Linked DNA regions of Homo sapiens: regions 2 and 3 are each linked to region 1. A link is an interaction called in ENCODE POLR2A ChIA-PET data of the cell type or tissue named here. Cell type or tissue: Caco-2. All regions are shown on one strand. Links, peaks and the distances in the headings refer to the core of each region. The heading gives the core; the rest is flanking DNA. Region 1 overlaps CTNNA1 (catenin alpha 1). Region 2 holds the start of LOC124901196 (small nucleolar RNA U13). Region 3 has its middle 13 kb from the start of WNT8A.

The links. ChIA-PET counts read pairs that join two places held together with the same protein. Peaks named below come from ENCODE experiments on the same cell type or tissue, not always from the same donor. Only the 100,000 strongest peaks of a DNase experiment are listed, where the experiment ranks them.
Region 2: POLR2A ChIA-PET joins it to region 1 with 5 read pairs; 2 of 35 experiments call an interaction of 5 or more read pairs at or near these places.
Region 3: POLR2A ChIA-PET joins it to region 1 with 5 read pairs; 1 of 35 experiments calls an interaction of 5 or more read pairs at or near these places.

The regions. Positions count from the first base shown.
Region 1 is chr5:138,791,089-138,801,116 of GRCh38, reverse strand. The region is part of intron 3 of CTNNA1 (catenin alpha 1); the gene reads right to left. Among named protein-coding and RNA genes, the nearest start is that of CTNNA1-AS1, 42 kb to the right of the region's middle. In Caco-2, for the core only: no CTCF peak of the experiment used is centred there; a DNase peak (open chromatin) is centred at 4,616.
Region 2 is chr5:138,616,156-138,626,183 of GRCh38, reverse strand. LOC124901196 (small nucleolar RNA U13) reads right to left here and starts at 2,705; the gene lies at 2,602-2,705. It also overlaps the pseudogene RPL10AP10. In Caco-2, for the core only: no CTCF peak of the experiment used is centred there; no DNase peak of the experiment used is centred there.
Region 3 is chr5:138,091,863-138,101,890 of GRCh38, reverse strand. It overlaps a transcript of WNT8A not described here. Among named protein-coding and RNA genes, the nearest start is that of WNT8A, 13 kb to the right of the region's middle. RefSeq lists a silencer at 427-619 and an enhancer at 6,133-7,065. In Caco-2, for the core only: no CTCF peak of the experiment used is centred there; a DNase peak (open chromatin) is centred at 6,140.

The DNA of each region.
Region 1 (10,028 bases), core at 1,338-9,337:
ATGATGCATCTGCATGCGATGCTAATCATCTCCACCTGAGCAGTTCACAGCCAGTAAATTGCATGACAGTGAAAAGTGATCATTCGTAGTTCTCATTCATCATGTTTAGTACAACACTCAAAACATTGAGAAACACCATGAAGCTAATACAAAGTGCCACTAGTGATGCTGGAAGTACTACCAAGAGGTAAAGAAAAGTCATGACATTGTAAGAAAAAGCCGAACTGCCTGATACATACTGTGAATTGAAGTCTGCAGCTGTGGTTGCAGGCATGAGCCACCGTGCCCACCCTTCTGTTGCACTTTTTTTTTTTAGACGGAGTTTTGCTCTTGTTGCCCAGGCTGGAATGCAGTGGCGCGATCTCAGCTCACTGCAACCTCCGTCTCCCAGGTTCAAGTGATTCTCCTGCCTCAGCCTCCCGAATAGCTCGGATTACAGGCATGCGCCACCATGCCTGGCTAATTTTTCTATTCTTTTTTTTTCAATAGAGACAGGGTTTCTCCATGTTGGTCAGGCTGGTCTCGAACTCCTGACCTCAGGTGATCTGCCTGCCTTGGCCTCCCAAAGTGCTGGGATTACAGGTGTGAGCCACTGCACCTGGCCTTCTGCTGCACTTTTTAATGGCATTTGGGAACCCTTCTCTTGGTCAGCAGAAGCTGCTTCCCCTGTTATCTTGACATTTTTAAAGCCACATCTCTCTTAAAGTATCAAACCATCCCTTGCTGGCATTAAATTCTTCAACTCTAGATCTTTCACCTCCCTTTTGCTTTAAATTGTCATATAATGACTTTGCTTTTTCTCGAATCTTACTAGTCTATAGGTATGCCTTTCTTATAGCAGCCCTGCACCCACACAGAAGCTGCATTTTATCTTGTGTTGACAAGATAAAATTATTTTCATAAAAAGTGCAGGGGTTTTCATGCTTGCTGCTGTAGCAGCTACAGCTTCATGGATTTTCTTTTTTTACAGTGGTCTGCTGAATTCATTTATCAGGAGTTCAAAACCAGCCTGGCCAACATGGCAAAACCCCGTCTCTACTAAAAATACTAAATTTAGCTGGGTGTGGTGGCGAGCACTTGTAATCCCAGCTACTGGAGAGGCTGAGACACGAGAATCGATTGAACCCAGGAGGCAGAGGTTGCAGTGAGCCGAGATGGCACCACTGCACTCCAGACTGGGCGACAGAGCAAGACTCTGTCTCTAAATACACACATACACACACACATACATACATACATACATACATACATACATACATCTACATCTACTCTAATTTATTTTAGCTCACAGCCCTAATGACAAATCCTTAATTTCATGGCTAACATAAAGTATTAGTAATGAAAAAATACATCAGAAACACACTGTATAATGGGTTAAAATATTCACACTTTCTCCATCAGCAAAACTATAAACAAGTATATAAATAAGCCCCCAGCTAAAAATGAGGTCCTCAAACTTCTGAATGGTCATCCTTACAAAAAAAAAAAAAATGACACTAAGACTAACTTGAGATGTTTAATAAGTTTCATTTCAAAATTAAATGTAAAAAGAACCCATGCTCAAAACCTTGCTTAAAAAAATTGTAAAAAGGAATCAACAACTTTTTTTTCCTCCATCTCTCATGTCTCTTAAAAGAACTCTAAAAATAAAAAAAGATGGCCAGGTATGGTGGTCACGCCTGTAATCCCAGCACTTTGGAAGGCCGAGGTGGGTGGATCACCTGAAGTCAGGAGTTCGAGACCAGTCTGACCAACATGGCAAAACCCCATCTCTACTAAAAGTACAAAATTAGCCAGGCGTGGTGGCACATGCCTGTAATCCCACCTACTCAGGAGGCAGAGGCAGGAGAATTGCCTGAACCCGGAAGGCAGAGGTTGCAGTGAACCGAGGTCACGCCATTGCACTCCAGCCTGGGCAACAAGAGCGAAACTCTGTCTAAAAAAACAAAATGTGGCAGAAGGCTGGGCACGATGGCTCAGCACTTTGGGAGGCTGAGGGTAGGGGATTACTTGAGATCAGAGGTTCAAGACCAGAACTACTAAAAAATAATAATACAAAAATTAGCCAGGCACAGTGGCCTGGGTGACAGAGTAAGACTCCATCTCAAAAAAAATTTTTTTTAATAAAAAAAATTAAAAATTTAAAAAGATACCTGTTAGTTTAAATTTATAAGATATCAAAAGTGCTCTCTGCACACAAAAGGGCAAACTGGGGAAACTGAGGTAGACAGGAACTATATCCAAGATCGCACGGTTGTAAAACCTGACTTTGTCCCAGCTGTTTCCAGTCAACTACACTACATCTACTAACAAAGGAGATGAAACTTAAGAGAGCTCAATACTACTGTACCATCTGCCATGAAATAAAATCTGTCATCCCCTGATGTTCTCTCCTGAGCTGGGAATAAAATAAGTTCCTCTGGAGTTTAAAACAAAGACAATGGGCAATTATAAAGTAAACAAACAAACAAAAAAACCCACAATTCTTTATTAGGAGAAGACAAAATCAAGAAGTTTTTGAAGCATCAAATATCATGAGTAAATTCCCCTGAAAGCAACCAAACTTTATAAAGTTACGGGGAAAGGATAGGCTTGGAAAATATTTGGGTGATGGATAAAAAAAACAAAAGGCTTGTTTGTTTTAACCTGAACCTGTTACATTGCTCCTTTAAAACAAAGAATGCTATGAAGTAATGTTAATGAATATAACTACTTCTCTCCCAGAACACTACTTGGTGTAGATGAAATAAGGTATTGGAACTGGGTCTAAATCCAGCTTCGATATTTGGCAGCTGTGTTACTTTGGGTTGTTTTATCTCTAGCTGTTTTCTTTTCTGTAAAATGAGTACACATCTCCCATACCTTACTCAGTTGTTTTGAAAATTAAATGAAATAATATATGCAAAGCTCAACAAATACTTCTGTGCCCCCTTCTATTTTTCCATCTACTTTTTCCAGTTTTTAAACCTATTTAGAACATGTCATTATCCACACACCAGCTGTTTCTTACCTTTTTAGAAATAAAGTCATGATACCAAGTTTCCTAAAGGACAGAGGAAATGTTAGCTTTTAATTTTAAATGCTGAAGCTGTAAAGGATGAGGGGAGCTTCCTTCACTCCACTGTCTATAGTGCAGAAAGTAGTAATAATTGTTCCTTTTGTGCTAATAGCTACAACCAAAGCTTGCTGTGCCTTACGTTTTTCCAACTGCTTTTTTTAAATTTTTTTTTTAGCAGTTTTTTTGTTTTGTTTTGTTTCATTTTGTTTTAAAGAAGTTCTCAAGTCAAGCTGGGATTCCTTCCAGTTCTCAGGAACTGGTCATCTTCCTCATCTATCCCATTTACAGTGTCACATCCCAAAATTCTACAGTATACTACAAAAGAAAGGTTCCCAACCACAACGTAATGGCTCAGAAATCCAGCTATGGAAACATCTCTACTGCCTGTAAAAGTCCTCCAAAAACCTCAATAAATAGGGCAAAGTTATATCTCCTTCCCCAAAATAATACTAAGGATACTTTTAAATAGCTTCTTCACCAGAACCTTTCTACCTTTAAGGTCCAGAAAAAATATTTTTGCCAGCCCAGTAGAGAAACACAGCTTATCTTCGATAAATTATACAATCTGCCCCCACCCAGGTATCTTCATTAATGGAAATGATTTTCATTTCCACTTTAAATAGCAGATATATAACAATCTGTACTGCACAGTGAGAATGGAGATCACAATGTGTTTATGTCCTGGGAAAGGGATGGGATGGTAAACACTACAACCAACACATACCAAAATATCGACAGAGCTTAATCATAAGGTGGTACAGCCTGATGGGTGATTGTTTATTGTTTATTTTTACTTTCTATAGTGAATATACTTTTATATAAAAAAAGTTTTTAAATGATAAAAATGCCAATATCTTTAGTTTGTGTGTATGATAATAAAACTCAGGCTTCAAATTTTCTTTTTTCTGAAGTATAAAAATCCCATGGCTGCTAGTTCATGCAAAAATGAAAAAGTAAAACTTGCACATATTACAAAATCTTTCTGTAAAAGCTTATAAAGTCAGCTAACTAGAGGGGTTTTATCCAAAATAAGAGTAAGCCAAGTGGTAAAATAAATGGGTATCTGTAGCCCCAATCTCATTTTTAAAATTTTCTGTAGAGTTGCTGCAGGGAAGAAGATTCAATGGTTACACAGACCTTAGGTAGGCATTTCTTAAACAGAACATTTTACAGGAGCATATTGTTTGTTATCAACTGCCAAATCCAAAAGAGAAAAGAGATTTTAAAGACATCCACCTGAATATGCTTCTGCAAACCAGCAAAAACAGCCCTGCGCTAAAATGACAAAAGCTTCCAGGAGAAGAGTTAGACACCATCAACTATCTTAAACATGTTCAAATTACTCATTTCAGGATCAGTTTCATGAGCATACTTGGAATTCCAACTCTCCCTTCTCCCACTGATTTCCCAGATAACCTTGCTCAAGTAACTTTGTTCTCTTTATCTCAAAATGATTTTAACTATCTAAAACCTTTTATTTCTTCTCAGATACCTACTACTTTTTTTTTTTTTTTTGAGACGGAGTCTCGCTCAGTCGCTCAGGCTGGAGTGCAGTGGCGCGATCTAGGCTCACTGCAAGCTCCACCTCCCGGGTTCACGCCATTCTCCTGCCTTAGCCTCCCCAGTAGCTGGGACTACAGGTGCCCGCCACCGCGCCTGGCTAATTTTTTGTATTTTTAGTAGAGATGGGGTTTCACCGTGGTCTCGATCTCCTGACCTCATTATCCGCCTGCCTTGGCCTCCCAAAGTGCTGGGATTACAGGCATGAGCCACCGCACCCAGCCGATACATACTTCTTAACAATAGGAGCCTTCAGTCTTTAAAGTAAAAAACTAGGATTGTAACTATTTATTAATACTATACTCCTTTGAAAATGTGAAAAGTGAATAAAACTCTTGACATAACAGTATTAAAGAGAAGTCTTTAGTTTGCTGGTATAAAATAATGTTCTTAAATCATATTACTCTCTAGAGGATAGTGTTCAGCCATTAAAAATTATGTTGTAGAAGAATACTTAATATTACAGAAAGATGTTCAGGATCCATTAAATGAAAAAAAGCAAATGACATAATCAAACCCAACATATCTCTACCCACGTGAGCATATTCACAGAAGACAAACTGGAAAGCATTTAGGACAAAAATGTTAACCATTAGTTTCATCTCTAGGATACAAAATTGTAAGTTTTCATTTTTTTTCTTTTTGCTCTTACTATCAAAACACATGTTCACTGCAGAAAATTAACGCTCATTTTAAAACCGTTTTTAATTCTACCCAGGGAGTAGAACTAGAGGAAGAAAAAAAAAAGAGAGAAAGTAACCAACATCACAGGCAAGCCTATAATAAAACTGCCCTGTACTTAACAGCTTGGCATCTTTTTACACAGTGTTTTACAGAGTAAAAAACATCCAGCCCTGGATTTAATGAATGCCCAAAACTTCCCTACCATGAGATTCCTAACTCTTGAAAGTTACTTTTTGGTGCTTTAGCTCCAAAACCTACTGATAAACCTACTTTATACCAAATTCTCTTAAATACATCTGATTTGATTAAGGGATCTCACCAACAAGTGATAGCTTTTTTCTTTTTTCTTTTTTTTTTCTGAGACAGAGTCTCGCTGTCGCCCAGGCTGGAGTGCCGTGGCACAATCTCGGCTCACTGCAATCTCCGCCTCCTGAGTTCAAGCAATTCTCCTGCCTCAGCCTCCAGAGTAGCTGGGATTACAGATGTGCGCCAACACGCCCAGCTAATTTTTATATTTTTAGTAGACGGGGTCTCACCATGTTGGTCAGGCTGGTCTCAAACCCCTGACCTCGTGATCCACCCACCTCGGCCTCCCAAAGTGCTGGGATTACAGGCATGAGCCACCATGACTGGCCAGCTCTTTTTTTTTTTTTTTTTTTTTTTGAGAGTCTCACTCCTTCACCTAGGGTGGTGGTGGTGTGCAGTGGCGCAACCTTGGCTTATTGCAAGCTTCACCTCCCGAGTTCAAGTGATTCTCCCACCTCAGCCACTTGAGTAGATGGGGCTACAGGTGAGTGCTACCACATCTGGCTAATTTTTGTATTTTCAGTAGAGACAGAGTTTCACCATGTTGGTCAGGCTGGTCTCGAACTCCTGACCTCAGGTGATCTACCTGCCTCAGCCTCCCAAAGTGCTGGAATTACAGGCGTGGGCCTGATAACTATTTTCATCTGTTATTCCACCAACTTTCATTTTACAACATAATAAAATAACAGGACCAAGACTTCACAAAATTATCTCCTAACTTCAAGATAATCCAAAGTTAATATATGTTTCCTACCCCATCCCATCTCCATGTCCCACCACTCCCACCCAGCCAAATTTTAATTCATTTTCTATGATCTGGTAATAAAATGTTTTCCACACTTGTCAATATAGATGCAAATTGGCAATACAGATGCAAAGAATAATAGACTTCATAACACAGCCCTTATAAGAAGGAACCAAATGGTAGTATATATTTGGCATAACCCACGTGCCCTATGACATGAGGATGATCCTGAATAACACACTTTAATCTTCTCAATCAAGCCTTCCATTTATCAAGGAGGGATATTTGGTAAAAACAGACCCCTAGATGATATCCCTGTAAGTACAGATAAACTGAGAATAACTCAAAGAATCCCTGACAGATGCCTTAAGAGAACTTTCTGGGATGCAGTTGTTTTTTTGTTTTTTTTTTAAATCCACACAACTGTTTATCTTTTGAAAGAAAAGAGGCCAGGCCCAGTGGCTCATGCCTGTAATCCCAGCACTTTGGGAGGCCAAGGCAGGCCGATCACCTGAGGTCAGGAGTTCAAGACCAGCCTGGCCAACATGCCAAAACCCTGTCTCTACTAAAAATACAAAATTAGCCAGGCATGGTGGCGGGTGCTGGCAATCCCAGCTACTTGGGAGGCTGAGGCAGGAGAATCACTTGAACCCGGGAGGCGGAGGTTGCAGTGAGCCGAGATTGCACCACTGCACTTCAGCCTGGGCGACAGAGCAAGACTCCGTCTTAAAAAAAAAAAAAAAAAAAAAAATCAACCCAGGAAATAAACATTTAATATGAAGTTATTTAAATACTATAAGCCCATCTGAATCAGAGCAAGCCTAGAAAACCTCTTAACTTCCCCCCCTTCCCCATCCCCTGAGGGTAAGGAAAGAAGCTTTGAAATTTCTTTTTCCAGTTGACAGACAGAATGGATTTAAAAAAAAGTTAAAATAAAGTAACACACATATTCATGTTCTCATTTTCCTTACTAATTCAAGTGTGCCCTGCTGCTATTCAGAAACACTCCAAAGAGAGGCACTTACTTCCTGATTACACATTCAAATAAATGCATAACATGCATTTCAACTTGGAATCACTTTCTTAAGAAATTAACTAGTAGAAATCATGTTACTGCAACATCATGGTTGAAGTCATGCCAAAACTAAAATTTTAATACCTAAAATAACTTCCTCAGCTACACTGACTGTACAAATATATTAAGGCAGTAATATTACCCACTGTAACTCATAAATATTATTATCCTGGTTAGTGTTATTTATTTTTGTGAGCTTAACAGGACAGACTTTTTAATAAAAGGGGAAAAAATGAACCACTTCAAAATGACATTAGAATGTAATAACTTCACTCTTCTTTCCTCAATTCCAAGCTGGCTACAGCAGAACACAAGTCTCTGCAAAGCAGCATATGCTCACACAAGGGTAGTGATCCAGAAGCAGACAGCATCCTTGAAACATCCCAAGTCAAAGAAAATATAGCCTCTGCCCTAAAGACTTATAGTTTAAGTCAGGCAGACAACTTTAAGACATAAAATTCCCAGATGACAACCAGCTAATGATTTTTCAGAATTTATATTTTGCTTTTCCTGCTCAAGTTAAATGAAGAACAAGAAAAAATGGATTAAATGGTGAGACTGAAGGAATGGGGTCAATAACAATTTTTAAATTAATTACAGTCTTCAGGAACATCTGAAAGGTATGAATTGGAGTGGGAGCACTTCTAACAAAAGACCAAGCCACAATGGGATCACATGAAAAGAGACATCCACAAAAATAAGAGGAGAAAACAGGATGAAAATTCTAAGACAACAAGGGGAAAAGGTAAGATAACAAATGAGAAGCCAGAACTCAAAGGAAGACTATGAGAAAAAAATCAGCTGATTTCTTGCTAGTTTTAATAAAGTTATTGTACTAATCTGAAAAGCTAATTAACTTAACTTTAATCTTTTTCAAAATGTTGAATGTTTCCCAGCTACTGCTCTTCCAGAGCATCATTAACACTTTTTGAAATCCATACTCAACATTCCAAAGTAGGAACACTTGTCATTTTTCTCTTGTGAAAAATTAAAGAGCCCATATGTGAGATCAAGCTCATGATCTCAACCCGATTAAAACCACACTAACCAGATCAGACAAATTAAAATGCAATCTCTCTCACACACACCCACACAATGCTCTTCAAAGCTATGTTTTAAGTCTTCACATCATGAACCCAGCAAACCCAGATTCCATTCTGCCTCCTGTCTACGTCTCAAACTCTACTTAAAACAGTCACTGATACGTGCTTTGTCCTAATCACAGCTGTCTTTTAACATCTATCTTCCAGGCTGCCTATAGTAGATGTGGGTACATCAGTCTGAAGCTGTCAACATCTGCACTGGACAGGAGACCAATTTTCGCCTCCTTCAATCTTGACTCTAGTCAGTTGCCAGGGAGAAAATCATGCCTCAAGAGCCTGACAGCTTGTGCTCAATAACCTTTTGTCAGGGATGAAATACATTATTTTTCTGAAAATTGCCTTGCCAAGATTCACAGTGAACTATGTATATATACACATACACATACATGTGTGTACACATTTTTTCTCCCTATATACAAATTATTCAAGCTGTACCAAGGAAGATGGCATCTATGTCCTTAGCTTCACTACACAGTTATACACAATTACTGAGATAAATAAAAGAATGTCTCTCCATTAACATCAATTAAGAACTCTCATTTTCCATCCTTTCTTTATAACAATGCCCTAAGAGACCCTCAGTTTTATATGACTGGGTAATTTCATGCTTTAAAGATTTAAAAAAAGCTGAGAATGAGTGCAGCACACCAACATAGTACACGTATACATATGTAACAAACCTGCATGCTGTGCACATGTACCCTAGAACTTAAAGTATAATAAAAAATAAAAATTTAAAAAAACAAGAACAGCTACAATGAACAGTAATTGCCTCTCTAAAAAAAAAAAAAAAAAAAAGCTGAGAAAACAAGTACCATTAGAGTATGCTCACAAATCAACTATAGGTACTAAGATTACCCAGATGCTTGCAAACTCACAGATGTTAACTATTGTGTTAGCAGACAATAAATACTCCTTTCTTGTTCTAAAACTAACAAGACCCTTTTTTTTTTTTTTTTTTTTTTTTTTTGAGACGGAGTCTTGCTCTGTCTCCAGACTGGAGCACAGCGGTGCAATCTCAGCTCACTGCAACCTCTGCCTTCCGGGCTCAAGCAATTCCCCTGCCTCAGCCTCCCAAGTAGCTGGGACTACAGGCACGTGCCACCACGCCTGGCTAATTTTTTGTATTTTAGTAGAGACGGGGTTTCACCATGTTGGCCAGGAGGGTCTTCATCTCCTGACCTCGTGATCTGCCCGCCTCGGCCTCCCAAAGTGCTGGGATTACAGACATGAGCCACCGCACCCGGCCGACATTTTTTACATAAAAGATGATTTATGTAATGATTGAGATTTAGTACTTAACAACACTGACTGCTTTCAGTAAGTTGAGATCTTCTACTCAAGGAAAATGCATTCGCAGTATCAAAGTTTGCCTGAAATGGAATGACCTGAAAGCCAAAACCTAAAAAGAAACGTTTCAAAGAAATCTTAAGACAAATCTGTCTAAACATAAATAGATATGAAAGGGGAAAAAACTGTAAGCCAAACATTAAGATG
Region 2 (10,028 bases), core at 655-8,654, 170 kb after region 1:
CTCCTGAGTACCTGGAACCACAGGTGTGCACCACCATACCCAACTAATTTTTGTATTTTTTGTAGAGATAAGTTTTGCCATGTTGCCCAGGCTGTTCTTAAACTCCCAGGCTCAAGTCATCATCCTCCCACCTCGGCCTCCCAAAGTGCTGGGATTTACAGGCGTGACCCAGTGTGCCCTGCTAAAACTATTTTCATAATAGTGTAAGATACGATTTGCCTTTTTCATTGTGTTGACATTTGCACTGATGGTGCAAAAGCAATGGTGGGTAAAACAGACTGCACCTCAAAACAAATCGAAGCAGTTGTGCTAACCTGTGCTAGTATTCATAGTACACTTCACTGCCATGCACATGCACTAAAAAAATTTCACGTTTACTTAGGAATGTTCTTCATCAAATGGTAAAGATTATTAATTTCTACTAAATCTCAATCCTTGGGTACTTTTTAAAAAATATTCTGCTGGGCGCAGTGTCTCATGCCTGTAATCCCAGCACTTTGAGAGGCCAAGGCAGGCAGATCACCTGAGGTTGGGAGTTCGAGAACAGCCTGACCAATATGGAGAAACCCTGTTTCTACTAAAAATACAATATCAGCCGGGTGTGGTGGCTCATGCCTGTAATCCCAGCTACTCAGGAGGCTGAGGCAGGAGAATCGCTTGAACCCGGGAGGAGGAAGTTGCAGTGAGCCAAGATCTCACCATTGCACTCCAGCCTGGGCGACAAGAGGGAAACTCCGTCTCAAATATATATATATATTCTGACGAAATAGGAAGTACACATAAAGCATTTCTGCTGTATCCCAAGTACAGTGATAGTCTCCAGGAAAAGCACTTCTGCAATTGTTTGAGTTTCAAGCAGAATTAGCCTCTTTTTTCATGGAGCACCATTTTGTTTTGTTCTGTTTTTGTGTGTGTGCGTGTGTGTGTGTGTTTGGTTGTTTTTGTTTTGTTTTGTTTTTTGAGGTTTTTCTTGTTTTGTTTTTGTTTTGAGACAGGTTCTCACTCTGTCACCCAGGCTGGAGTCCAGTGGTGTGATCTTGGCTCACTACACCCTCGACCTCCCATTCTCAAGCGATCCTCCCACCTTAGCCTCCTGAGTAGTTGATACTACAGGCACACACCATAACACCTGGCTAACTTTGTATATTTTTTGTAGAGACAGGGTCTCACTCTGTTTCCAGGCTGGTCTCTAACTCCTGGGCTCAAGTGATTCTACTGTCTCGGCCTCCCAAAGTGTTGGGGTTACAGGTGTGAGCCATGGCACCCAGCAAGGAGAATTATTTTTACTTGAAAATATAATGGAGAGACAAACTATGATTATTCAAATTTGAGTGTTTGGCAGATAGTTCCCCAAAAATGAACAAAGTAAGCTTATTACTTCAAGGGAAACAACTGACAGTATTTGTTGCCAATAATAAAATTCAAGCTTTCAAGTGAAAAATTAGAATTTTGGAACACTTATATCTGTCACCATGAACTTGAAAACTTCCGAATTCCTAAAGACTTCTTTGATGAGATTGATAGTGATATAATGAATGTGATTTTAAAGTATTGTATAATGAAATGCATCAGCATTTAGAAGCTATGTATAACTCAGTGGACCTATATTTTCCAAATGACTAATACACAATGTTACAAAATCTCTTCAAAGTTCAAGATAAACCAATGGATTTTAATGTAATAGAATAGGAATTGATTGACATGATTTTAGATTCCACATACCTTTACGAAACTACTATGTTTCCTCATTAATATAGTGGTGAGTAAAAAAGAAAAGAAGAAAAAACTGCTGTGTGTCAACTTTTGGTGTAGTGTCCAAGAAAAATATCCACAATTATCTGAAGACTAAAATATTCCTCACTTTTCTAACTCAGTGAGGCCAGATTTGTTTCATGTTATGGATTAAAGAGATATTTAGGAAATAACAGCATTGGCCAGGCACGGTGGCTCATGCCTGTAATCCCAGCAATTTGGGAGGTCGAGGCAGGCAGATCACTTGAGGCCAGTTCAACCAAAACAACATATTGAAACTGATTAGGCCAGATATGGTGGCTCAGACCTGTAATCCCAGTACTTTGGAGGCTGAGGTGGGTGAATCACTTGAGGTCAGGAGTTTGAGACCAGCCTGGCCAACATGGTGAAACCCTGTCTCTACTAAAAATACAAAAATGAGTCAGGTGTGGTGGTGCACACCTGTAATCCCAGCTACTTGGGAGGCTGAGGCAAGAGAATGGCTTGAACCAGGGAGGCAGAGGTTGCAGTGAGCTAAGATCACACCACACCACTGCATTCCAGCCTGGGTGACAGAGAAAGACTATCTCAAAAAAAAAAAGAAAAGAAAAGAAAAAAAGAAATGGATTAATTGTAATAAGAGAATAAGATAAGAGAATCCAGGTATTTTCTATTAAGCCAGTTATTAGAGATTTGTAAAAATGTAAAACATGCCAATTTTATCACTATTTTAGGGGGAAAATGTACTTTTTTCACCAAAATGTGTTAGTTATGTTAACACATTATGGTTTATTTTTGGTATTTTAAATTTAAATGGATTAATAAATATTCTTTCAACTTCTCAGGCTTTCTTTCTTTTTTTTTTTTTCACATCAGATGGGTAATGTGCCACCATCATAACAAGGTTTGAGGGAAGCACATCTCACACACAAGCATGAAAACCCAATCATCATGCTTATGAACTACAAAAGGATCCCAGTTTTCATTTTGAATACAGTAAATATCAATAGCAATAACCACATAAACAAAAGCTCTTGGAGACCTCAGTCATTTTTCAGAGTATAATGGAGTCCTGAGACCGAAAAATTTGAGAATCACTTATTTTTTTGCTTTGTTTCGTTTTTGAGACAGGTTTTGGCTCTATTGCTCAGGCTGGAGTGTAGTCATGCAATCTCAGCTCACTGCAACCTCTGTCTCCTGGACTCAAGCCATCCTCCCACTTCAGCCTCCTGAGTTGCTGGGACTACAGGAGTTCAGCACCACACCCAGCTAATTTTTGTATTTTTTAATAGAGACAGGATTTTGCCTTGCTGCCCAGACTGTCTCAAACTCGAGAATCACTGATTTTAAAATAGCCATCCACGAGGCATGGTGGCTCATGCCTGTAATCCCAGCACATTCTGGAGCCAAGGTGGGCCAATCACTTGAGGTCAGGAGTTCGAGACCAGCCTGGCCGACATGGTGAAACCCGATCTCTACTAAAAATACAAAAATTAGCCAGACGTGGTGGCATGTGCCTGTAGTCCCAGCTACTTGGGAGGCTGAGGCTAGAGAATTGCTTGAACCTGGGAGGTGGAGGTTGCAGTGAGCTGAGATCGCGCCACTGAACTCTAGCCTGGGCGACAGAGCGAGACTCCGACTCAAAAAAAATAAGAAAGAAAGAAAACAGCCATCCATTTGTTTTAAATGATTTATCATCTCCGTGGACAAACAGCTGGAATAAGAAATCTCTCCTAACTTGTAAGTATCTTGAGGGACAAGGAAACATTACAACTCACAAACACACGTGGTATTTTGGAGCTCTAGAGATGGACTCCATCAGTTCCAAAAAGGTTCCCACAGAAGCCTCCCATCAGAAAGCCTCCACCCTGTCCTCATCCCAAGCAATGGCTCAAACAATTCAGTGAAACTCAACATCTTTCTCAATCAATGCCACCCTCTCTTCTCACCAGCACATTCTACCTTTGATTTCTCAAGCTGAGATTGGTCAGGAGCAGGGCCACAGGAAGAGAGGATGAAGGGGGCAGATAGGGTCAGACCTGGCGTTCTAAAACACCAGCACATTCAATTTGTTGGGTATTTTGCATGAATTTCCTCTTGAGTTCACAGGCTCCTAACTCAGCAGAATTAAAATGGGATGAAGTAATTAGAGCAGCAGCCTGTGAGGATGTTTTGGGCCTGGCATGCATAGGAATGTGGGGCGGGGGAAAGAAAAGAGACAAGAGAGCCTTAAGGCAGAGATGAGAAAAGAAACGCACCCCAAGGGTCAGCTCCTTGGGAAAGACTCTCCCAGCTTCCCTAGGTCACTGGTCGGCAGCCCTCTCTTCAGCTCTGCTTCCTGAGAACCTACTCCTGGTCTGGCCCTTCACAATCAGGCTCCAACCTCCCTTTCTAGTACCTTTCAGGTACTTCCACCAGATGCCCATCACCTCTACCCATGCTAAACTCACCACCCTACCCCTACACCATGGTCCTTTCTTTTTTTTTTTTTCCAGGACGGGGTCTCGCTCTGTCACCAGGTTGGAGTGCAGTGGTACGATCTTGGCTCACTGCAGCCTCTGCCTCCTGGGTTCAAGCCATTCTCCTGTCTCAGCCTCTGGAGTAGCCCGGACTACAGGTGTGTGCCACCATGTGCAGCTAATTTTGTATTTTTAGCAGAGATGAGGTTTTACCATGTTGGCCAGGCTGGTCTTGAATTCCTGATCTCAGGAGTTTAACCATGTTGGCCAGGCTGGTCTCGAACTCCTGACCTTAAGCCTCCCAAAGTGCTGGGATTACAGGCGTGAGCCACTGCACCCAGCCTGCTTACACACTTACCTCTCCTATGAGACGATTAGTTCCCAGCCTCTGGATGTCACGCATGCATTGCATTCCCCTCCCTAAGCAAATCGCCACCTCATTATAAGACTTTCCCCCTTTGGTCCCCAGACTGACTCCTAAATTAGTTTAAACCCACAAGCTTTAAGTTATAAGCAGGGTGATGCAGACTTGTGGGTGTGTCATAGTTTGAGTTTAGGTGCTAATGGTATGTTGAGAGCATGCGTGTGACTATTTCAGGGATATAATTTGAAGTGATTGGTTTGTGGATTATTTGTGCCTGGGCCGTTGGAAACTCTGAGTACCTGGCTAATTTTGATAAAAGCTGGTGACCATATTCAGTTACCCTATAAAAGAGCCAGAGGCTCCTCCCTGGGGCAGCCTATTTGTGTTTCACCAGCTTTTCCCGCTGGGTCCCTCTGTAGAATTGCTGTCCTTCTCCAACGAGATGGGATGAACCCAGGTCTCTTGGGCCTGTAGACTCCTGGAACATCAGCCATCTCCTCTGTGGTGTCAGGGGGAGCAGCCCTTGTCTAGAAAGGAGATTGCTGAATCCCGAATCTCTCTTTGTTTATCTCTCTCTCTCTCTCTCTCTTTGTTTATCTCTCTCTCTCTCTCTCTTTCTCTCTCTGTCTCTCTCTTTGTGGCACTAAGATTTATTAGAATGTGCCTTAATACAGGCACTGGGGCTTGCCTATGGTGTTCTTGATGTGTAAAGCCCAGATGTTCTGCCAATTCTTCCTGAGCAATGATACCAGGAAGTTGACAGCCAGATGGACGTTGTACACAAGCTCATCATCTGTCATCTTGACACGACCAAGAGCCATGCCAGACAGAGCCCCTTCTTCACCTGGAACTTGATTGTGGACTTCCCCTCATCAACTTTGGCCACCATGTCTTCACTGTACATCAGCAGGGAAGGGAACCTGCCTTCCTTATTTAGGCCTGGGCCCAGGATTTGTGGGATCTGCTTGATCAGAGACCCTGAGGCCAGAAAGGCATCATACTTGTTGAGCAGCTTCTTGTTCCTGTCGAGTTTCTTCAGCACCTCGATGTCCACGTAGGAGATACCCACAGGCTTGGCCTCAACCCTGTGCTGCTGGTCCCCCAGGACACACGTGGAGAACCTGGGGCGGCGAGTGGACTTCAGATGACAGTGCCCAAGAAGCGTTCATCCTTCTGAGGGTCAGAGTTCTTCAAGCTGATCTGTAGCTCCACTGTTCCCAAAAGTTTCTGGCACTTGCACTGGTTCCTGTCCAGGACTTCCCGCACTGCCTCCTACAGGGTCTCAAGAGGCTGCTGCTCTTGGTGTCTTGTGCAGGGATAACAAGAAAAGAGTTAATCCTGCCTCTCTTGAGGCCTGGGGCTCTCCCATTTCCTCCCTTCTGAGTCTAAGGAGAGTGGGGAGTGGCATGAGAGCCTGCATTTGTCATGTCTGGTAAATCCATGTTCCCTGTATAAGGTCCACTTTATTAGATGAGAAAGGGTCACTCTTAGTCCAACTTTGGTTTTGTTTGTTGTTGTTTTTTTGTTTTGTTTTGTTTGAGACAGAGTCTCGCTCTGTTTCCCAGGCTATTGTGTAGTGGCGCCATCTCGGCTCACTGCATCTTCCGCCTCCTAGGCTCAAGTAATTCTCCTGCCTCAGCCTCCCAAGTAGCTGGGACTACAGGCATGTGCCACCACGCCCGGCTAATTTTTTTGTAGTTTTAGTAGAGATGGGGTTTCACCATTTCACCGTGTTGCCCAGGCTGGTCTCAAACTGCTGACCTCAAGTAATCCACCTGCCTCGGCCTCCCAAAGTGTTGGGATTACAGCCGTGCCCCGCCTTAATCCCACTTTTGAAATGAGGAAATGAATCTTTAACCAGTAACAACACTTAATACACACACACGTACTTTTTGTGGTGTGACAAAAGATTGCTTAATTTTCATTTTGGCGAGCAAGGAAATAAACAAACAAATCAGTGATGACTACCATCTACTATCAACATGTTTTGAGGAAAGAATGTACATAAGAATATAACTTCAAACTAAAGAGAAAAGATCTTATATTGAATACATTTAATTTTATTTAAAGACTCACTACATTGTCTCTTGCTTTTTCTCATTTCATCATGATAGTGAAATGGACCAGTGAATACCCTAGCATGGAGTCTGGGAAGAACATAACTAGTCCATGATCTCCTCTAAGCATGGAATGGTATTTGTTCATTTATGTATTCGCAGGACCTAACTCAGACCTAACTCACAGCACTCACTACATCTTTGTGGAAGAAAGGAAGGGAAGAAGAGAGAAAAGAATTCCTCATTTGAGGACCAGGATAGGAGATAGCTATTAAGCCCTACTGGACTTGGGACCCTGGAACAATTGCCTCCACCAAATTCTACTCTGTGACCTCTTTTTTAGGGGTGGGGGATGGGAGACAGAGTTTCACTCTTGTCACCCAGGCTGGAGTACAATGGCATGATCTCAGCTCACTGCAACCTCCGCCTTCCGGGTTCAGGCTATTCTCCTGCCTCAGCCTCCCAGGTAGCTGGGATTACAGGCACGCACCAACAAGCCCGGCTAATTTTTGTATTTTTAGTAGAAACGGGGTTTCACCATGTTGGCCAGGCTGGTCTCGAACTCCTGACCTCAGGTGATCCACCCACCTAAACCTCCCAAAGTGCTGGGATTACAGGCATAAGCCACTGCACCCAGGCCTGTATTGTGGTTTCTATCCCTGTCACCCCTACAAGACTGTGGTTCTTGAAGGACAGGTACCACGATTTTTTCTGTTCTTACATCTCCAGTGTGTGACACCAGTTGTGAATAAATGACTGGAAGGAAAAAAACCCAGGGAACCAACCAACTAACGTCCTTTTTCTCTGGGCAGTTCAGAATCAGAGGCAACTATGGATTAAGGGACTACAATTAAGTTCTGTGAAAGTTGTCAAGATTAAAATAAAGTCACTAATGTTAAGAAAACCCTGGCTGGGCGCAGTGGGTCACACCTGTAATCCCAGCACTTTGGGAGGCTGAGGTGGGCGGATCACGAGGTCAGGAGATTGAGACCATCCTGGCTAACCCAGTGAAACCCCGTCTCTACTAAAAATACAAAAAATTAGCCAGGCATGGTGGCACACACCTGTAGTCCCAGCTACTTGGGAGGCTGAGGCAGGAGAATTGCTTGAACCTGGGAGGCAGAGGCTGCAGTGAGCTGAGATTGCACCACTACTCTCCAGCCTGGGCAACAGAGCGAGACTCCATCTCAAAAAAAAAAAGAAAAAGAAAAAAAGAAAACCCTGACAAATAGAATCAGGGCAGGCCATGAAGAGAGGGTTTTCATGCTTGTATGCCTGATTTAAAAAAAAAAAAAATCACAAAAGACGTAAAACCCACAACCTTGCATGAAGGCCTTCACAACATTTCATAAAAAAATACTTCTGCAAGGACATCTGCCCAGCAACTGCCTGTCCAAGCTCAGACTGGCATCACCCTTAATATTGATCTTTAAAGCCAAGGATAATTATTTTTAAATAATTATGGAATCTTCTTAATTTTTCCTTTAAAAGCCTTTATCAGGTTGGGCACAGTGGCTCACATCTGTAATCCCAGCACTTTGGGAGATCGAGGCGTGCAGATTGCTTGAGTTCAGAAGTTTGAAACCAGCCTGGGCAACATGATGAAACCCCATCTCTACATAAAATATAAAAATTAGCCAGGCATGGTGGTACACGCCTATAGTCCCAGCTACTCGAGAGGCTGAGGTGGGAGGATTGCTTGAGCCTGGGAGGCAGAGGCTGCAGTGAGCCGAGATCGTATCACTGCACTCCAGCCTGGGCAACAGAGCCAGACCGTGTATCAAAAAAAAAAAAAAAAAAAAAAAAAGGGCCGGGCACGGTGGCTCACACCTGTAATCCCAACACTTTGGGAGGCCACGGCAGGCGGATCACCTGAGGTTGAGAGTTCAAGACCAGCCTGACCAACATGGAGAAACCCCGTCTATACTAAAAATACAAAACATTATCTGGCGTGGTCACGCATGCCTGTAATCCCAGCTACTCGGGAGGCTGAGGCAGGAAAATCACTTGAACATAGGAGGCAGAAGTTGCAGTGACCTGAGATTACACCATTGCACGCCAGCCTGGGTGACAGAGCGAGACTCCATCTAAAAAAAAAAAAAAAGAAAGACTTTGCCTTCCTTCACTCAAACAGTTTACTATGGCATGCATTTTCATATTCCCATTACAATGCTCTATTCCAAAATAAAGACCTTTTCTTTTAGAGAGCCTCTCTGATCGTTATTTAGGTTGACAGTTCCTTCTCACATAGGGTATAAAAAGTGGTTTGAGACTACTCCAGTCCCTCACCAAAACACCAGCGCAGATTTCATAGCCTTTAATGTCTGAGGCAGTGCCGAGGCTGGGCAAGGAAAATTCAAGTGTCCTTTCATCCACAAAGTCACTAACACAAACCCATTCACCCTCGCCTTGAAGCCACTAATGCCAAGAGCACCAACAGGAGCCTTAGTGCTCAGGAAAGAGAAAGAGGGCCTGGGCCGAGGGTGTCAGATTCAGGGTTTTGTTGAAACCGAAGTTGTAGCTGGAGAGTAATCTGGATGTGTTGATCCCTCCTACGCGCTCGCCAAATATAAAATGTGGGAAAACATATGATCTTGGCCATGAAACTGTCCTTGCCTATGGTCTTTTTCTGCTTGTTCCTAATTGCTATTATAATTTTAATGAGTCACCCTTCATCAATTCCACGTTCCATATCTTTCAGCTGTTATACTAAAAAAGTAGGGTGGGCAGGAAGTTGAGGCTGCAGTGCGCCATGATCGTGCCACCGCACTCCAGCCTGGGTGACAGAGCAAGACCCTGTCTCTAAAAAGAAAAAAGAAAAAAAAAGTGGAGCAGGATGTGCTTGTTGACACATAACTTTTATGTAACTTGGGCATGCTCAGATTCGTCTGACCCAGGCTCCACCTGCCTTCTGACAGATTAGCTCTAAAGGAGTTCAGAAAATGCCACCCCAAAATATGCTGCTTTGGGCCTCAAAGTGAGGACACCTGGGAAACAGCAAATGCAGGGAGAGGCTTTCTCTGAACTTCATCTGCCTAAGGACAGATTCTCCAAGAAGAACTCCATTGTCATGAGTCCCGTCCCCAGAAATCTCATCAACTAGGGAAGATTAACCAGGAGAGGAAACTAGAGGCCCACTTCATACCCAGACCATCTCATGATGTCACCTGTTCTTCTGAGGGCCCATTCATCTTTCCCCAAAATCATTTACAGTCCCCTAAGTTGCCTATATCTCCCCTCACATCCCCCCTATGAAGGGGGCATATAAATGTTAACATCTCACTGGGTTTGGAGATACTCACTTTTCTTTCATGCGATGCCCCTATGCACGTAATACAGACCTTGGTTAACCCATCAAATTGTGATTTTGCCCATATCTGCCAGCTGTTAGTAAATAAGTTCCTTTGTCTGGATGCA
Region 3 (10,028 bases), core at 1,952-9,951, 700 kb after region 1:
TGGGATTACAAGCACACAGCATCACGCCTGGCTCATTTTTGTATTTTTAGTAGAGAAGGGGTTTCATCATTTTGGCCAGGCTGGTCTTGGACTCGGACTCCTGGCCTTAAGTGATCCACCCACCTTAGCCTCCCAAAGTGCTGAGATTACAGGTGTGAGCCACCACACCTGGCCAAAATGGAACTCTTAATTCTCATCTTCCTGTTAGTCCTAATCTGGTTTTCTCTCATTTCACCTATGTCCATAATTGGTAACACCTGCCACTCAAGTTACTAAAGTTGGAAAGACTGGGAGTCATCTAGCTTCCTCACCTTCTCTCAACCACCATATCTAATCTATCAGCAATTGCATTGATTCTTCCTCATTTTTTTTTTTAAGACCGAGCCTTGCTCTTGTCACCTAGGTTGGAGTGCAGTGGCACGTTCTCAGCTCACTGCAACCTCCGCCTCCCAGGTTCAAGTGATTCTCCTGCCTCAGCCTCCTGAGTAGCTGGGATTACAGGCGCACACCACCACACCCAGCTAATTTTTGTATTTTTAGTAGAGATGGGGTTTCGCCATGTTGGCCAGGCTGGTCTCGAACTCCTGACCTCATGATCTGCCTACCTCGGTCTACCAAAGTGCTGGAATTACAGGTGTGAGCCACCACACCTGGCTGATTCTTCCTCTTTTTAACGTACTGCTCACCTTCCTTCTCTCTGCTCCCTCTGTTCCTATCCTAGTTCAAGCCACCATTAGCTCTTGCCTGAACTAATACAATTGCCTTTTCTTCAGGGTTCCACTCTTGCCCCTTCCAGTCCATTTTCATATAACATCTAGTATGGGTTTTTTTATGGCTTTTTTTGTGTATGTGTTGTTTGGGTTTTGAGACAGAATCTCATTCTGTCATCCAGGCTGCTGGAGTATAGTAGCACGATCTCGGCTCCCTGCAACCTCCACCTCCCAGCCAAGTGATTTTTGTGCCTCAGCCTCCCAAGTAGATGGGACTACAGGCACATGCTACCATGCCCAGGTATTTTTTTTTTTTTTTTTTAAGTAGAGATAGGGTTTCATTAAGTTGGCTAGACTTGTCTCAAGCTCCTGGCCACAAAAGATCCACTGCCTTGGCTTCCTAAAGTGCTAAATTATCTTCCTTGATTTTCTGAAAATTAAATTGTATCAATAGTCGCATAAGATTGCAGGAATAGGCCAGGCACGGTGGCTCATGCCTGTAATCCCAGCACTTTGGGAGGCCGAGGCGGGTGGATCACGAGGTCTGGAGTTTGAGACCAGACTGGCCAACATAGTGAAACCCCCTCTCTACTAAAAATACAAAAAAAATTAGCTGGGCATGGTGGCTGGCGCCTGTAGTCCCAGCTACTTGGGAGGCTGAGGCAGGAGAATCGCTTGAACCCAGGAGGTGGAGGTTGCAGTGAGCTGAGATTGTGCCACTGCACTCCAGGCTGGGCAACAGACTGAGATTCCCTCTCACAAAAATATAATAATAATAATAAAATAAGACAAGAAAGAAATGCCATAGAATTTAGATTTTATTCTCTAGTGACTTGAAGTTTTTGTTTTGCTTTGTTTTTTGATCAGGTGAATAATGAATTGAATGTGATGAATTAGTAAAGTAAATATGGTAGTAATGTGTTAGGTGGAGAGTTGAAAAGTAGAATATCAGTTCTTGGTTCAAAATTCAGATACAAGGTATGATCTTAGCACAGTGTGGAAGCAAAGGTAATAGAGGGAAGGGATAGATTTGGAGGACGAACCAAAGGAAGAAGACTAAATGTGAAAAGTTGAGCAAAGGGAGGAGTCAGGAACGACTCAGAAAAGTAAGCCTCAGTTACTCCAAGTTTCATTAGCTCACTGATGGAAACATAGAAGTCATGAGAGAAAATCAGTTGTGACATCCAACTAGAACGGCCAGTCAAGCATTAGAGCTGCAATGCCTAGAGCTCACACAGAGATGGAAATTTAGGAGTCATCAGCACAGAAATAAGACTGGAATTTGAGAATAGATAAGTTCTCCACGGTGAGAGCAGAGAAAAAAGTGGACCCCAACCTGAACCTGAGGGTGATGTTCATATTAAGGATCAAGAAAGAAGAGTAGCTCGAAAGAATTGTCTGAAACGCAGGAGGATTTATAGCCAGTGGTCACTGATGCACTTAGAGAGAACTATGTCTGTAGGATAGAGGGAGAGGGATACAGAAGACAAGCAATTAAAGGTAGGTAATGAGGCCGGGCACGGTGGCTCACACCTGTAATCCCAGCACTTTGGGAGGCTGAGGTGGGTGGATCAGTTGAGGTCAGGAGTTCGAGACCAGCCTGACCAACATGGTGAAACCTTGTTTCTACTAAAAAAAAAATACAAAATTAGTCGGGCGTGGTGGTGTGTGCCTGTAATCCCAGCTACTTGGGAGGCAGAGGCAGGAAAATAACTTGAACCCAGGAGGCAGAGGTTGTAGTGAGTCAAGATTGCACCATTGCACTCCAGCCTGGGCAACAAAGGTGAAACTCCATTTGGAAAAAAAAAAAAAAAAAAAAAAAAAAGATGGGTAATGAAATCAGAACCCTGGTTATGGGTTCCATACTTAAGAGATTAGGTGGTGAAAGAAATAAAATATGAGTTTGGAAAGACAGCAGGTCAAAAAGAGTTCTTTTTCTTCTCTCTCTCTCTCTTTTTTTTTTTTTTTTTTTTTTTTTTGAGACAGGGTCTTATTCTGTTGCCCAGGTTGGAGTGCTGTGGCATGATCACAGCTCACTGTAGCCTTGACCTTCTGGGCTCAATCCTCCTGCCTCAGCCTCCTGAGTAGCTGGTACTACAGGCACACACCACCACACTTGGCTAATTTTTTTTTTTTTTTTTTTTGAGATGGAGTCTTACTCTGTCACCCAGGCTGGAGTGCAGTGGCGCAATCTTCGCTCACTGCAATCTCCGCCTCCGGCATTCAAGCAATTCTCTGCCTCAGCCTCCCGAGCAGCTGGGGACTACAGGCGCCCGCCACCATGCCTGGCTAATTTTTGTATTTTTAGTAGAGATGGGGTTTCACCATCTTGGCCAGGCTGGTCTTGAACTCCTGACCTTGTGACCCACCCGCCTCGGCCTCCCAAATTGCTGGGATTATAGGCGTGAGCCACCATGCTCGACCTTCTTGGCTAATTTTTGTGTTTTTTGTAGAGATAAAGTTTTGCTGTGTTGCCCAGGCTAGTCTCAAACTCTTGGGTTCAAGCAATCTGCCCACCCTGGCCTCCCAAAGTGCTGGGTTTACAGATGTGAGCCATTGTGCTGGGCCCTTCTATCTCTTTTTTATTTTATTTATTTATTTTTGTTGTTGTTGTTGTTGTTGTAATTTTGAGATGGAGTCTCGCTCTATCACCTAGTCTGGAGTGCAGTGGCGTGATCTTGGCTCACTGCAACCTCCGCCTCCCGGGTTCAAGCGATTCTCCTGCCTCAGCCTCTTGAGTATCTGGGACAACAGGTATGTCCCACCAGGCTGGGCAAATTTTTTTTTTTTTTTTTTGAGACGGAGTATCGCTCTGTCACCCAGGCTGGAGTGAAGTGGCACAATCTCGGCTCACTGCAACCTCCGCCTCCTGGGTCCAAGAGATTCTCCTGCCTCAGCCTCCCAAGTAGCTGGGATTACAGCTGCCTGCCTAAGTTTTGTATTTTTAGTAGAGATAGGATTTCACTGTGTTGGCCAGCCTGGTCTTGAACTCCTGACCTCAGGTTATCCACCCACCTTGGCCTCATGAAGTGCTGGGATGACAGGCGTGAGCCACCGCGCCCAGCCTTCTCTCTTTTTTATTGGTGAGTCCCTGGGATATCTGAAGACAGGAATGTGGCCAATGCCAGGAGACAGAGTGGTATAAATTAAGGGGATCTTCTAGAGGGGATTCCAGAGGGAGACGACAGTGGTTAAGGTGACTCTAGGTTAGAAAATGTCAAGGTAGCCGGGTGCGGTGGCTCACGCCTATAATCTCAGCACTTTGGGAGGCTGAGGCGGGAGGATAACCTGAGGTCGGGAGTTTGAGACCAGCCTGGCCAACATGGAGAAACCCCGTCTCTACTAAAAATACAAAATTAGCCAGGCGCGGTGGCACATGCCTGTAATCCCAGCAACTTGGGAGGCTGAGGCAGTAGAATCGCTTGAACCCGGGAGGTGGAGGTTTCGGTGAGCCGAGATCTTGCCATTGCACTCCAACCTAGGCAACAAAAGCGAAAATCCGCCTCAGAAAAGAAAAGAAAGGAAAAGGGAAAGGGAAAGGAAAGGACAAAGAAAAGGAAAAGAAAAGAGAAAAAGTCAAGGTACCCTTAATGAGTGATCAGAAGGGTGAGGAAGTCTCCAGGAGTAGTGAAATTACTGAACATAGTCCAACCTAAGTAGACAATTGAGCAAAGTCAGGAGGATAAAAGACTAACTGACACATTGTGGTCAGTGCTGAGGATGTGGGGCTGTAACAACAGCTTTTCGTGAACACAGTAAGGAGCTACCATTGGAAGAACTAGGATAGATGAAACTGAGAGCAGGCTACACCTGGAGGAAGGCAGAGAAAGCAGAGGTCTGGGGGACTCTGGAGTCGGGCATATCCAGATTCCAAAAGAGAAAATAAGGCACTATGCCAGGCCAGACCCTCACTGATAAAGGAGGGCTAGATGGCAGATGAGTCAGACAACAGCAGCTTAGAGGTAAGGTGGGCAGGAGAACAATGCTCCATTTGTAAATCTCAGGTACTCAGTTGTGAATCATGGGATTGGATGCCCTGATTGTCAGTTTCCTGTTCTTGTCCCCACACCACCACAAGCCCCAGCACAGGAGGACTCTAATGAGGCCACTCTGCTGGCCCAATCCCAGTGGACAGAGCAGGGAATCAATGTTATTTTGTCGGGATGGAAGGGGTTAGAAATGAACTTTGGGGCTGGGTGTGGTGGTTCACGCCTGTAATCCAAGCACTTTGAGAGGCTGAGGCAGGAGGATCACTTGAGCCCAGGAGTTCGAGACCAGCTGGGGCAACATAGTGAGACCTAATCGCTACAGAACATTAAAAATAAAATTTTACCTGGGCATGGTGGTGTATGCCTACAGTCTCAGCTACTTAGGAGGCTGAGGTGGGAGGATCCCTTGAGCCCGGAAGCTTGAGGTTGCAGTCAGCCATGATCATGCCACTGTACTCCAGCCTGGGCAACAGAGTGAGAACCTGTCTCAAAAACAAAAAAAGAAAGAAATGAACTTTGGCCATGGAGAAATGCAAGTGGGGCAATCAGAGCTCTGTGAGACCAAGAATAAATAGATTCTTCAGACACATGAGGGAAAGAGGTGAAGGCAGTTGAGGCTTGAAAAGGATGTCTGACTCATACCCCACCTAACTCCTCACAGAAACTCAAGTTCATGTATCTGAAGACAGTCTGGGAAAAAGAGACAACTGGTGAAAAACTGAAGTAATTGGCTTATTTCTTTTGGCGAATGGGTCTGTTTGAAGGCCTCAAATCCATAATATGAAGTCCTAGGAGACGCCAGTTTAAGATGTAATAGTATTAATTCAGGGTAGACGTGAGCAAATGCTCTGGTAAGCACTTTGTCCTGGGTAGGGAAGGACTGGCTTTCCCCTTCCTGACAGTCTTTCAAAACAGGATGTACAGTGTGTGCCTCTTTTTTTTTGGCTTTAGGAGCTCTCCTGTTAAGAAGCAGGTGGCTGAATTAAGTGATCTCTTATAGACTGCAAGAAGCCGATGGCAATTAAATGACAAGGGACCTTCTCAAGATCACTGAGTCCCATCACAGATATGCATGGGTACCTGAGAGTCTGAGAGGAATGTGGGAATGAGTTTGGGTACCTGGTGCACCACTGGGCCTTCCCCACCCACTTCCTACCCACATCCTCACTTCCCCTGCCCATCGTTTCACTGGTCGCTTGCTGACCAAGTGTAGTGGGAGGCCTCCCAGACGCCTGGCCTAATTCCTTCAGTTCTTTCCTTGGATCATCACATATCCTTTTCCTGATGATGCTCCATGAGAAGGGCAGCCTAGCAGGGCAGGCAGAGCACCAACCTTGGAGGCTGTCCAGGGCCCTGGAGTCTACTCTTTGCTCCTCTGCGATCTCACGTGCTGATAGGGGCAGGATACTTTCCTCCTCCAGGCTCTGCTTGCCTTCAGTGGTAGGGAATGCTGCAGGATTGGGTGGTTTAGAGCTCTATTCCTACCCAAAGGTCTTTAACCTCTTCTAGAAGCCTTTGATCTGGCCCTTGCTTTCATTTTCCCCCAATCTGAACATCTTTATCTAGGTCCAGGGTCACTGCCTTTTGTCATCAATAGGATTATGAGTAGTTTGTGATGTGGGGCTAGAAACGTTCGTTTTTCTCTGAAGCCTGTTTTTCCTTTCTCTATCTTCTAAAATAAACAGCCCTCCTTTGACATTCCCTCTTGAAACTTTGACCTGTAATGTAGACCATAATGGTTAGTTTTTTCTTTGGGTACCCCCTGGAGAACCAGGATTCTGCCCCCACAAATCAGCAGGAGCCAGGCTTTCTGCTTTATCATTCTAAGGAAGGCCTTTGCAAATCAAAAGTTAGGTTTCTTCATTCTGGAGAAAGGCTGAGAAATATGATTCCCTTGCTTGGTGAAGAGGGAGGAGAGGACACCTTTCATTGCATATGAATGGTAGTCATTCTACAAAACTGTCATGATGGTTAAGAATGTGGCCAGGGATCCCTGGACTGCTATAGTGTAAGTGGTGTAAAAGAAAGAGTATGGATTTATGAGGCAGTAGTAGCCTGAATTTAAATTCACCTCCCTGCATTTAATTTTAGGTTGGGGTGCTTAACCTCTCTCTGAGCCAGTTTCCTCAGTAGTTGGAAAGGAATAATTGTAACTCTTTAATTGGATTGGCCTGAGGATTGAAGGAGACGATATCTGTTAAGCACCTGACATTTAGTAGGTGATCAATTACTTCCTTTCCACTCTAGTTTCCCTAACCACTTACTCACCTGCCAGCAAGCCTGAGTAGATTGGCAGTGAACCAAAGGAGACCCGGGGAACAGGACTCAGGGTTTTCTTAGGAGCTCCTAATTCTGCCCACATCAGAGAGCAGATGGGAAGGAAAAGAAGGAAGAAAAGAAAAAGACAAAAGAGATAAAGATTTGTAGGGGTCTGGCAAGCATAAGCATATTTATTTTCTTTCTTTCCTTCCTTCTCTTTTTCTCTTTTTCTTTCTTGTTTTAAAACTTTTTTTTTTTTTTTTTTGAGACAGGATCTCATTCTGTCACCCAGGCTGGAGTGCAGTGGTGTGATCACAGCTCACTGCAGCTTCGACCTCCCAGGCTCAGTGGATCCCGCTACCTCAGCCTCTGGAGTAGTTGTGACTACAGGTGCATGCCACCATGCCTGGCTAACTTTTTGGTATTTTTTGTAGAGAAGGGGTTTTGCCATGTTGCCCAGGCTGGTCTCTAACTCCTGGACTCAAGTGATCTGCCTGCCTCGGCCTCCCAAAGTGTTGGGATTACAGGTGTGAGCCACCACACTTGGCCTCTTTTTCTTTCTTTCCTCTTTTTTTTTTTTTTTTGTTGTTGTTGTAGAGATCGAGTCTCGCTGTGTTACCCAGGCTGGTCTCAAACTTCCTGGCCTCAAGTGATTCTCCCGCCTTGGCCTCCCAAAAGCATATTTTCCTTTTAATCTAGACTGAGCAAATACAGAATTCCATTGTCCAGGCGAAGTGATGCTGTGCTTGGATTTACTGAACTAGGGGAATAGGCTCATGGACAGGTTTCCCTCATTGAATTGATCACTTTTTCAGCAGGTTTACAAGATCCATCATCAGATCGTGGCCAATCTGCCTGTCTTGGGCCCTTAATCTATGGAAACGGGGTTTTACTGTTCTGTCACCTTAATGATAGCCAGCTTGTTAAGGATGAACCAAAAGGGAAGGGATATAGGGCTGTAACTGACAAATCTGAATGAGGCTGTGTTGCCTTGGAATGAATCCTTGGCAGGAAGGCGATGGATGTAGAGAAATCCAAATTCCTGTTGTTTCTGGCACAGGGTCCATGTGGGAAGATTGGTTGGTGTGACTGATAGCTCTGAAGGTAAGATGGATGAGGGTGGGAAAGGCTTGGAAGGAGAAGAGACTAGGAGACTATGAGTTTTTTGGGGCAGCAGACAAACTTCAAGGAATTCCCATTGCCTGAGATTTCTTGGTGAAAACCTCTGATATAAGCCCGCAGTAAACAAAAGGCTTGTTCTCCTGGAATGACCTTTTGAACAGGGCAGCAGGGATGGTTTTGCTTCTGAAAATCCCTGCCAAGATTATTGGGGTATGTCAGTAAGGTCCTGGGGAAGATGTCAAAGCCTCAGGTGCCTGGGTTCTTTGGATGGAGATTCAGTTAGGAATCTAGTGTGGGGGGGGGAAATCTAGTGTGTTCATTTCTCTAGCACAGGGTCGCAACTCAGGTTTCGGGTGGGACGCTTTGACATCTATATTTATTGAGGGTTTAACCTCTGTGCTAGATAATTTTATTTTTGCTTTTTCTCTGAGCCTCAGGGAAATAATCTTCTTTTGGTTGCCTATTTCCATTCCTCCTTCCATGACCACCAAGCAGCACACACCACACACATTTTCTTTCTCTGTCACTACTGCAGTGTGCTTTTTAACTTTCCATTGAAGGAGAGACAGAGAGGAAATCTGTCATTTCCTTGACATAGGCTTCGCTTTTATGTATCTGTCCTTATATCTATTCTCTGACATCTGTGGTAGTTTTAAATGTTTCTCTTGAGATGCCAGCTTCCTTCATGAACATTTCACCTTCCTTTTCACTAAAAAACAAGATTGGTTATTCCTTTTTGGCATTAAAATAAATAACACATTAATTCTTTCTGATGACAAAAAATATTTATTGTAGGCAAACGTAAAAATACAGAAAAACACAAAAGGAAAACAAACCACTCTATTTTGGTATCACATAGTGGCAAATATTTGCACATTGCCACAAAAACAAAATTGGATTCATCCTGAACATGCCATTTTGCAATCAACTTTGTTCAGTTAATTCTATCATGCGTGCTTTCCATATTACTAAGTATTTCTCAAGAATATTTTAGTGGCTAATAGTCTACTGTAAGGTTATGATTTACTTGTTTATCCTACTTTGAACACTTAAATTGTTTTCTAATTTAAAACAATAAGCTAGGGTTTTTTTCCCATTTTTGGTGATCATTTTTGCTTTTTATTCAACATATTCAAAATATCTCCTCCAGGCAGGGTGCAAGCCTGTGCAGACAGCAGAGATTCCCAAGGCTGAGATATTCAGATTTAGGAAACCAGCGGCTAAGCTCCCAGGGCTCTCCTTATGGGAAACTACCCCTCCTCCAAAGATTACCATTGGAAGATGTGGAAGTGCAAATGCAGGTAGGTAGAATCCACAACTCTTTTTGTCTCTTGCCCTGGGGCCCAGGTCTTGGTGTACAGACACCCCAGGATGCCCAAGTTAAGAGGGCAAACACACTTTGAATATGGCCCAAGTTCAAAGGGCTTCCTTACTCCCCAAGTTACCTAGGTTGCATTAAAATAACACTTTCTAATTCTGGGAGTCTGTATTGTTTTCCTGTTGACCAGTGTCTGGGTCTCAATTTTTTGTTACCTGCCAAACACTGAAATCAAGGGAGTTGCATATTTCTAGTTTCTCCTTTATCCTGGTGGATTATTGGGATACAGAAGAAGGGTTTCTTATTCCCTTTTTGATCTTAAGGTTTCCAAAGGGAGTAATAGAAGTCCCAGCTGGATATATCTTAGAAGCATTTATGGCAAAATACAGTTGAGTTCTCAATCTGGGAAAACAACAGAAGAGTCCCCAGCTCTCTGAGGAGCATCGCTCTTGTGGGACCTTGTCTGGGTAGGTCATAGTCACCTGTCCACTGACTGCCATGATTGCCTTTCCATGGCTCCAGAGACGGTTTATGAGCTGCAAAAACCCCCAGGTTATACTGGGTGCTGGTTTCCCCAGGCGTGGGTGGGAAGAATTTATTTTCTTTTCTCTTTATTATTTATTTATTTAT